Linked DNA regions of Homo sapiens: region 1 is linked to region 2. The links are chromatin loops, found by intact Hi-C in ENCODE. Cell type or tissue: mammary epithelial cell. All regions are shown on one strand. Each heading gives the region's core, and the rest is flanking DNA. Links, peaks and the distances in the headings are about the cores only. Region 1 overlaps DELEC1 (deleted in esophageal cancer 1). Region 2 overlaps DELEC1 (deleted in esophageal cancer 1).

What was found. Hi-C counts contacts between places; a loop is a spot of excess contacts. Peaks named below come from ENCODE experiments on the same cell type or tissue, not always from the same donor. Only the 100,000 strongest peaks of a DNase experiment are listed, where the experiment ranks them.
Region 1: it touches region 2 in a loop (4-fold over the local background); 2 of 110 quality-filtered maps call a loop at or near these places.

Annotation. Positions count from the first base shown.
Region 1 is chr9:115,202,752-115,208,138 of GRCh38, forward strand. All of the region lies in intron 1 of DELEC1 (deleted in esophageal cancer 1), which reads left to right. Among named protein-coding and RNA genes, the nearest start is that of DELEC1, 64 kb to the left of the region's middle. In mammary epithelial cell, for the core only: no CTCF peak of the experiment used is centred there; DNase peaks (open chromatin) are centred at 2,610 and 4,560; H3K27ac peaks cover 1,662 bases.
Region 2 is chr9:115,371,381-115,376,767 of GRCh38, forward strand. DELEC1 (deleted in esophageal cancer 1) reads left to right here. Exons shown (of 8, transcript NR_163556.2): 5 at 5,262-5,335. Among named protein-coding and RNA genes, the nearest start is that of DELEC1, 230 kb to the left of the region's middle. RefSeq lists an enhancer at 1,514-2,713. In mammary epithelial cell, for the core only: a CTCF peak has its summit at 2,180; DNase peaks (open chromatin) are centred at 1,851 and 2,141; H3K27ac peaks cover 2,929 bases.

The DNA of each region.
Region 1 (5,387 bases), core at 52-5,051, 170 kb before region 2:
GGTAGCTGTTGCTCAGAGAAGCAGCAGGAATTGTCCAAGGACACACAGGGTGAATGAAAGACTTGGCAGTGGGACCTGGGTCCAATAATTTCAAGACCAGTGCTCCTTCACCTATGCATGTTGTCTACTGGAGTGAAGCAAAAATATGGGTCTATAGGGCAGTATTATGCAGAATGAGTAGTTTCTTTCCATTATTAGCATAAGCCATACTCTGAAGCTATTTCTGAGACAGTCATCCTTTTCTATGTGGGTCAATGTTCCTGCAGCATGGACTTCCTTCTGGGAACAAAGCATCCTTTAGGATCTTCCTTAATCATCCTCATCAGTGTAATATGTTGCTTCCTGTCCAACTGTGCCCCATTTCCATAGGCAATTTATCTGTATCCATAGAGACACCAGAGATCTGCTTCTTACTTCAAATGTTTCATATCTAGGTTATTCTTCCTGACATGTGAGTCCAGGGCACAAGTCTAAAGCTCCCACTTACACAGCCCAGAGGGACTGAGCCCTGCTTTCCACAGTCAGGTCAGGAGCACACTGACTCCTGACTGTGGAAAATTTGTCTGTGTGCTAAGTGTAAACAGATGTCCCCAGCTGCCGGATCCTTTGGCCATATGAAACCAATCACCAACTCTACACAAACATGCATCATCAGGCTAAAATCTGAAGGTGCAATGAACTCACCCTGCTTCCCATAGGACAGTGGGTGAGTAGAGGCTGTGGGGAGTTTGGTCAGAGCAGTCCATCTAAGGGCAAAATTTGTGTGGTTTAATGAGATGAAAGTGGTGAAGCGGGGCCAAAGGAAGTGCAGCTCAGAGTTAGGATAGATACTGGTTCAATATCATCTGGACACTTTCAACCCTGTACACATGGGGGCACTAAGGTTTGGGGGTAGAAGTGACTTCCTCATGATCTCATAGCACTCTAGTGATTCCCTCAGGGTTTAATCACAGATCAGAATGCCCAGGCCAGTACTCATTCCATTATGTAAGGCTGCCTATGACACTGGCTTTCCCTTGAGCTTCTTCATGTGGAGTCCTTGCATCTCTTATGTTTTAAATCCTGGCAGTTTTGGATTGACTTTTCTAAGCCATGTGAACTTTCCTAAAGGATAAAAATGATGATGCCATTGATTGTGGGTTAATATTAGGTTAGCCTAGATGTTCTATGTACTTAATTGCATTAATAGCCCTAACGTACCATGAAGTAGGTCTTCTATTTTAAAGAAGAAGAAGCTGATACTCAGAAATGGAAAGAGGGTTGCCTAAGGACACAGCTTTTAGATGGCACAGCCTGAATTCACATCAAGACAAGTTCCAAAGACATAGTTTAAAGAATCAACGAAGTTATACTGAGGCATCTGATTGACAATATAAGATGGCTGCATGATTAATATTATTTATTCACTTAAAAGAATTTATTGAGCATTTATTATGTGTCTGGCAGTATATGTGGTTTCAAAGTTGAGCATGACATTATTCTATTAAGAAAACAGTGTAGTGGTGGAGTTGGAAATACAAACAAACCCCTCATTTATGTTGAAGCAATTGTTAAATGGATGATTGATCAGGTATAATTGGAATAGAGTAAAAGGAGTGCATCAGTTTGTCTAAAGGGTAAGAGATGGTTTGTCAGAAGAGGTGACACTTTTCTATCAAATAGGTGAGGATGGAATTCAAAGCAGAAGTTGACAGTCTGTTTAGAGAAGTGAAAACAGAACAAATTATGGAATTGTGGAATACTTAGGGAAATACAGGTCATTAGGTATTGTTAATTTGTTAAAATATAAGCAGGGAAGCTAAAAAGATGATATTAAATATACAGGTTACAAGGACCTTATAGGTTTTACTAAGGGAGTTAGAATTGTTCTCTGAGGGCAATTGGAAACCATGGATTGGTTTTAAACAAAAAACGCATGATGGACGTATTGTTTAGGATTGGATTTGATTGTTAGTAATGTGAAACTCTAAATTAATACTGGCCTAAAAACAGTAGGAGTTTGTTTTTCATCTAAAAGTCTGGCGTTACATAGTCGAGGATTAATATGATGGCTGTTTAGGAATTCAATATTTTTTCAACCATCCCCGTATGTGACCTTCAGACTCACATTCTAAACCTATAATCAGGGCAACAAGGTGGAAACAATGGTAAATAAGAAGAGAGTTACACAGAGGTACCAGTGTTCTTTTAAGGAAGGTCCTCAGAAGCTTGCACAAGACACTTCTGCTTTTATCTTATACATCAGAACTTAGTTACATGTCTACACTCAGCTGCATTAAAGGTTGGGAAATACAGTCTTTGCTCTGGATGGTCAAGAGCCCATATAAAAAATCAGGCTTTGTGGTTTTCTGCTAGAACTGAAGGATGGATATTGAGGCAAGTTATCAGTAAGTATTTTCATATTAAAGAGATCACTTTAATAACTCTGTGGAAGATGGACAAAGATATAGGGAAGACACTGAAGATATGAGACTGAGGCTGGTGATAACCATGAGGCTGGGGAATGCTTTCCCTTTCAAATGACCTAGGCTTTGCCCAATTAAGGAAATTACTGTCTTAGAGTTACTTCTTTTCTATTGAGTCAGAGGTAGATATATGTCTCCTTCAGCAAATGAGTCATACCCAAGGTTGGGTAAACTTGTTTAGATATGCAGAGTGAACCACGATATGAACCTGGTTTGGACTGTATCCTTCACAGACTTAAAACTCTGCTCATCATTCTTGTGTCCTCAAATAGCCAGATCAGATTTTTTATTCTGATTTTCTATAGAGCTAAGATAGGTAAGAGGAAGTTTCTATCCATTTCATTCTGGTTAGCTGAGTTAACATGTTTTGTCTGTTAAATATTCATGGAATTAGGATAAGAACATGAGTTTTAGAACCAAGAAAAATGGGAATGAAAAACTCAGCTCTGGTACTAATCCCAGGTTGTCTGGTTTGTGAGTTAGTCCTGATCATCACCACACCATATGGCATCCTCTGGCTCTTGGTTTACTTTTCCCTCTTCCTTAAGCTGTTCATTTTCAAGTAACATGGGGAAAGTCACACCAGTCTTACTGAGTATCCCTAAAAAATGGAGGCAGAAGAATGGACTTGATGATAGAAAAATTTATTCTTGGGCACTAAGCGTGCTCAGCTGGCTATGTCTACCTCCATACCTCCCCTTTAATATTTTTCTCCTGGCCCAACAAGTATGTCCAGGGCCCTATAAAGGAAATAATCCAGCATATGTCTAATGTTGGCTCACCCAGTCCTCATCAGCTTTGAGCCATCTCACTTTGCTTCTAATATTCCTAAAGCCCCTCTTCTTCAGAGTCCCTACTCCTCTATTTTACTCAGTTTCTCTTGATTCTATATCATGGCTTCATTCTTCTCTACAGTGTTTCTAGGAATACGAAAGAGTAGGGATGTTGTCTGAAAACTCCAAGGTTGAGATATAACATACTGTTTAATAACAGAGATGCTGAAATCAAACTGGTATGAATTTACATCTTTCCCTTACTACTATTAATTCTGGACCTTAAGTAAGTTGTGTACCTTTTTCAAGTTTCCTCATCTGTAAGAAGGAGGACAATAATAATTCCTATCTTGTATGTTATTGTCAGAATTTAATGAGTTAACAAATATATGTAATATATATGTTTTATATATATATACACATTTTGGTTTAGTGTTTGGCATATAGTTAAGTACAAAATAAATATTAGCTATTGATATTAATTTTGGGGTTGGAGGTCAAGAAATAAGGCTGGAAAGTTGGGAGGCTCCATTGTGAAGAGTGACTTAATGATTAAGAAGCTGGATTTTGGGCAAGAAAAAAGAGGGGCTTTGGACAGGAGAGTGCATTCATTTTCTATTGCTGCCGCACAACATGAAACTTAGTGGTCTGAAACAACACAGACTCACAGTTCTGGAGATCAGATGTGTAACATGGTAGGCAGATTGCATTCCTCTGGTTTTGGGGAAGCCGTACCTTTCTCAGCTTCTAGAGGTTCTCCATATTCCCTGGCTGGTGGCCAAGCATATTCCGAATTCTGCTTCCGTTGCCACATCTTCGTGTCTGCCTGACTCTACTGTGTCTCTCTCACAAGAACTTTTGTCCCAGATAGTCCAGGACTATCTCCCCATCTCAAGATCCTTAATTTAATTACATTGGCAAAGTCCCTTTTGCCATGTAAAGTAACAAATTTGCAAGTTCTGGGGATTAGAATTTGGGCTTTGATGGAGGACATTTCAGCCTACCACAGAAAGTAACATGGCTGTCTGGGGATTTTCCAGGATAGCTTGTGAGATTAGAGTTAGGAAGGCCAGTTAAGATGCTGTTGTGAGAATGTGAGAATGCTGTTGTGAGAATGTTGTGGGGAATGTGAATGTAAGCATTAGGGGCAATCAGGACACTGGGGAGGAATGGCTGCTGAAGAACTAAAATCACCAAGACTTGGCTAATGAGATTAGGAGAAGGGCTTCTTTCTAGATTTCTAGCTGCAGGGACTTTCAGCTAGGGGATGGTGGTGTCAGCAGGAGCTGGCAAATACCAGGGGAGGTGACCGACACATTGACTAAGGCTTTCTGAGAAATCTTGCTTCCTGTAGCCTGCAGCCATTCGTTATAAAACACAGAGAGCAGTCTGGCCCAGAACAGAGTTTCCCACATTTCACTCATTCTTAACAACTTTTTCCAAACCTGTCTTTTTAATGTTTCAATTTCTGAATATTTTTCTTTAAATAGACTCCAGTAAAAGTAGCTTCATCCTAAACAATTAGTTTCACAAAACCACAACTCTGATATGCCTGGATATTTGGATGCACATACTATTCATACATACTCATTAAAATGGAAATGTATTTTTCCATGCACCAGCTAAAATTATTTCTCAAACCATCAGTGCTAAGCAAACCACATATATGCAAATGTCGGGGAAATGACAAAAACACAGACTGAGAGATTCAAACCTAGACTTGAGTGTATCACTTGAGTCCCTGGACTTTTATTTCCTCATATGTGAAATAAAGATAATGTCTAACTTATAATAACTTAGTTAGATAATTAGTGTATGGAAAATGCAAGGTGCCATATCTTATAACAGGAACCCAGCCTATTATATGCATTTATATTGTTGAATCTTGTGATGTTTTTTCCTTATATATTAAATAAGTCAGTCTTTTCATAAGACCTGTCAGTTAATTTTGATAAACACACTAGGGAATTCATCGTCTTTGCAGTCTAGGTGGCAAAGCAATTTTACTTACTGTTTTTTATTACCTCATGAGTCTTCTTTACTTCCAGGGTACTTCTTTACTTCCAGAGGAGGTATGGAGGTATGGAGGTAGACATAGCCAGCTGAGCACACTTAGTGACCAAGAATAAATTCTTCTATCGTCAAGTCC
Region 2 (5,387 bases), core at 294-5,293:
GCCTCGGCGACACACCGAGACTCTGTCTCAAACAAAACATAAACAAACAAGAAACAAAAGAGATTGGTTTGGAAAGATAGTTGATACCAGATCTGGAAAGGCCTTTAGTGACAAGCATTTTCCAAAATGTATTTTTCAGAATGTTAGTGAGTAAAATATGAAGAATGATTTGAGTAGTCAAGTAGATTTTGGAAAAACTGCGTTATCAAATTTTAATTGCCTCGGTTCCACAGGATTTCGATTTTTAGAGGGAGGCACGATGTATCAATTATAATAAACCTTTTCGATCACAGAATCTCTTTTTGGTAGACTATCTTGTAAGACTAATATTTTGTGACATGGAATCTTAGGCAATGAGGAACCATTAAGCAAGAAAGACAAATGATTAGACTTACTTTTAGAAGTACAAGCCAGAGATGAGTTCCAACCCACATCCCAGATTTGACCAATTAATAATGGCTGGCATTAGTGCTATCATGAAAGAAATTATGAAACTTCATCTGAACTTATCTAGGAAAAGGTAGTGATTGATTAATAATGTCTGCTGTAGAGTAAAGGATATAGAGGTGTGTCTTAGTTAGTTTGGACTTCTATAACAAAGTACCATAGATGGGTGGCTTAAAGAACCCACACTTATTTATCATATATCTTCCAGCCTCCTATCTGGAGGCTGGAAGTCTAAGATGAAGATCCTTGCAGGTTTGCATCTGGCAAAAACCTGCTTCCTGGTTCATAGATGGCCATCTTCTCTCTCTGTATGCTCACATAGTGGAGAACAGAGAGAGGAAAAGCAAGCTCTCTCATCTCTTTTTTTTTTTTTAAAGGCACTAACCTTGTTCAAGGGGATTCCACCCTTATGACCTAATTACCTCCCATAGGTCTCACCTCTTAATGCCACCATATTGGGGATGAGAATTTCAACATATGAATTTGGGGGGAAGGCAAACCTTCCACAGCAGGGTGTGATGGTTAATTTTGTGTATCAATTTAGCTAAACTATGGTGCCCAGTTGTTTGGTGAAACAGTAGTTTAGATGTTGCTGTGAAAGTATTTTGTAGACACGATGAACATTTACAATCAGTTGACTTAAAATAAACGATATTATTCTTGACAATGTGTCTCATCCAATCAGTTGAAGGCCTGAAAAATAAAACTGAAGTTTTTCAGAGAGGAAATTCTGCCTCAAGAGTAACGAGGAAATCCTACTTGAGTTTTCAGTCTGCTGACCTGCTCTGCTCTGTAGATTTTGAATTTCTAGCTTACTGGCTTGCCATCCAAATTTTAGACTTATCAGTCCCTACAATCATGTAAGAAAATTCCTTAAAGATAAGTGTGTGTGTGTGTGTGTGTGTGTGTGTGTGTGTGTGTGTATGTGTGTGTGTGTGAGTGTGAGTGTAGGTTCGGTCTCTGGAGAACCCTGACTGATACAAGGGGTGACAACAGCATGATGGCATTTGATTTTGTTGCTTTAGGTGAAGGTTGCAAGTTGGGTTACAAAGAGAGCTTGGGTGCCTGAAAGTGGTGTCAACACCAAAATGGAAAAGATTTCAGGAGAAGAAAGTTCAGATTTGGAACTTTGTCCTTTAGATGTCACCTGGACAAACAAATAGACATCCTTCAGAAGAACGTTCATTCAGAGCTAAGCAGAAGTCAGCATTATTTCCAGTGTGCAAAGATATTTTGAAGAGAATGTATATCTCCTTTAGGATCCTTCAACAGATACGCCACCTGTTTGCCTGCAGCAGTTTCCTGAGGCTGCAATTTGGAACAAATGCCTCTAGTGACAGGGAACAAAAAGAGTTGCTTTGTCCTGAAAGGAGGTTAAGAGTCATTTGAGGCTGACTATTCAAGACACACCTGAATGGGGTGTGAATTAAGAGAAAGGAGGGCCAGGTGTGGTGGCTCACTCCTGTAATACCAGCACTTTGGGAGGCCTAGATGGGAGGATTGCTTAAGCCTAGGAGTTTGAGACAAGCCTGGGCAATATGGTGAGACCCCATCTCTAAAAATAAAAGAAAAAGGAAAGAAAATAAAACAGAAAGGAGGAAAACGGTTATAGAAAAAGGAGAGGAACATCACTAAGCGAAAAGCTGAATGGAGGTGAGTCACTGGGCATGACTAAGCCATGACTAAGACCTCCAGGGTGATAGATGAAGGTCTCACCACCAGGAGAGTGGAGTAATTATTAATGCATGTTTGCCTGGTGAGTTATTTAGTTACAAAAGCCACAGCAGAGGCTCTTCATTGTAACAGCTCAACAATCATATATAGAGTTCCCGCAATGCAGACACTCACTAAACACTGGGGTCACACGGGGGAAAGACACAAGTCCAGCCTCATTTTGAATCAGTCTTTTTGTGTGTTTTAGTAGCTTCCCAAACATAACTTTGTCTTATCACTCATAGATGTAATGAGGTAGCTTGATTCTATTTATTCAACAAAGACTTATTGATTTCCTACAACAAACCATGCACTGTTCTTGCTATGGGGAATATAGTAGTGAAGAAAATTGGCTAAACTTACTCCTTGCCTTCATGGAGCTGACATTCTCATGTGGGTGACAGGAAATACCATGATAAATAAGTAAACTACACAGTAGGATCTGTGGTGATATGTTAGAGAAAAAAAATAAAGCAGCTTTATCAATCAAGAGAGGTTAGGCAGCCAACATGCAATAATTAACAAACTGGAATCTCAGTGACTTTTCCACTCGCCTAATTTTCATCGTGGGCCAGAAGGGGCCTCTGCTCCCACAACTTCACTGTCTTCCTTGCTCTAGGACTCTGACTATAGAGCAACGAATATCTGTGCTATTATAGGGGAAAAAATAAAAAGAGATTTCTGCTGGGTCTCACCTTGGGGAAGCAATGCTCAGCCTGAAATTGATGCACATTATTTCCACACATCATTCATTGGAATGAACTGATTAGTTGGATTGACCTAAAATATGGAAGCAGGAAGTACAGTTCTATCATGTGTTCAGACTGGGGGAAATCCTGTAAATATGGCAAACAAAAATAGGGTCATTTAGGTCACAGTGAGGACTTTGGCTTCTCCCATGAGTAAAATGGGAAGCCATTGGAGACTGTGAACAGTCGAGTGAGTGCAGAATGAGACAGACTTTTGTTGAGATCTTGGCTCTGTGACCCAGAACATGTGATCTATAAATTGGGGCAACAAAACCTACCTTATTAGATTGGTAGTAAGATTCACTGAGATATTTGTGTAATGCCTGGCATAAAATAAATTTTGGCAAAATGACAATGATATATTGAATTTCCTATAAACCTATTTGTTTCATCAAATGAGGATGAATTTCCCCCAAAGCAAAAACCATGTCTAATTCATCATTGAATTCTCAATTCCTAATACAAGATTGGACCCACTTCATTCCCCTAATATGTGTACTTCATTCTCCACAGGATGGCTGAGAGGAGGGAAAAGATGCAGAGAGCATCTGTGTATCCTTGCTGCTAAGAATTCACCTTTTTTAAAAAAGGGAGCTGTCACCTTGAATAAAAAAGGCTGAAGCAGCAATTCATAAGCCACAGTTAATGATCAAACTCATGGCAAGTCAGCTTTAGAATCCAGTGGAGGCATGTTCTCTGTGGCCTTATGGCTTGGGGGACTGTTTGGAATATGGTTAGCTGTCACCTTATATTTCTGATATAAGCTATGACATGCCTGTAGCTGACACATTTGTCCGCAGACTCTTTGTTCAAAGAGAAAGGTATACCACAGTTGTGCTAGTAATGGTTGCAATGCCTAGGGATAGAATTACGAAGAACTTGAAAAATCTTGCTCTTAGCATGTGTCACCATAATGAATAGATCGACGGTACAAGGTCAAACTTAATGCACAATGGGAAAGGTGGAAATTTTTTTTATTATCTTTCTTTATATGTGTCTCCTTTCACTGCATAGCTTTTTCTCCACACTCCTTTCATATTGATCTGGCAATAATGCTAACTTTGGTGCATTCAAGAGGCCCCTTTCCCCACCTTCATTTTGTCTTTTCTCTAACAGCACTTGTTTTTCATATTCTTGAACACATTCAGCTAGTGGCTGTGAATTTGGAGAGATAAGCATATAATAACTATGATGATCATACTTCTTAGTTTGCCCAGAACAGTCATGGCTTTTGCCCAATGTCTAGGTGTAAATATTAATGATAATACCTTTTATTCTCAAATTTTTCTCAGTTAGAAAAATATATGGTCCTATTTATTATAGAAATTTATCCTTTTCTGAAGGGCCACACAATGCCAGAAACTATTATGCCTTTCCACCAGCGTGATCCTAGAGTTAACTCAAAGTTTCACGTGTTGTTAGAAATATGAGGGGTTTCAAAGTCAACCAAAATAGCTGGAAGGGAAGGACATTGTCATAGTCCATCCAGGGAGTTAGCAGCCCACTCTGCTGCCAATCTCAACCAGAATTTGACCTCCCCATCAAGTTCTGCTGTCACATTATCCTCCTCTAGGAGAGGAAAGATGGTGGTGACAAAGCACTCAACTTTGGTCTCGATGGACCTGGGTTTAAACTTTGGGTCAATTAATCTATGACAGTTACTGTATTAGTCTGTTCTCACACTGCTATAAAGAACTGCTTGAGACTGGGTAATTTAGAAAGGAAAGAGGTTTAATTGACTGGTAGTACAGCATGGCTGCAGAGGCCTCAGGAAACTTAGAAATCATGGTAGAAGGCAAAGGGGAAGCAAGGCACCTTCTTCACAAGGTGGCAGAAGGGAGAATGAATGCAGGAGGAACTACCAAACATTTATAAAACCATCAGATCTTGGAAGAACTCACTCATTATTACAAGAACAGCGTGGGGGAAACTGCCCCCAAGATCCAATTACTTCTACCTGATTTGTCCCTTGACATGTGGGGATTATGGGGATTATAATTCAAGATGAGATTTGGGTGGGGACACAAAGTCAACCACATCAGTTACCTCTTAATTTAAAATTTTTAGCAGGAATACTAACATATGATTCACCCAGATTGTTATAAAATTTAATCACATAATGTCATATAATGTGAAAAAAATTATATAATGTAAAAATTGTTTAACATAGTTTATTGACACTATTGAGTGACAGCTTTTATTAGTATTATTAATAAAATAAAAATTGAATTTTCATATTACTGCAATTACCACAGGGTCTGAAACCTAGTAGTTACTATACACTTTTTATTTTGAATCTTGATATATACATACAGCAGACATTGTTTTTCAAAACAATTTCTTTCTCATTAGTACAGAAGGAACTTTGGATGTGGGAGAGAAAGACAAGGAGAAACCTGAAAGCAGCCCAGTTATGACAATGAATGGTAAGATATTCTCCTGACCTGAGATCTGCTTTTACGGAGTAAATAAATGAAT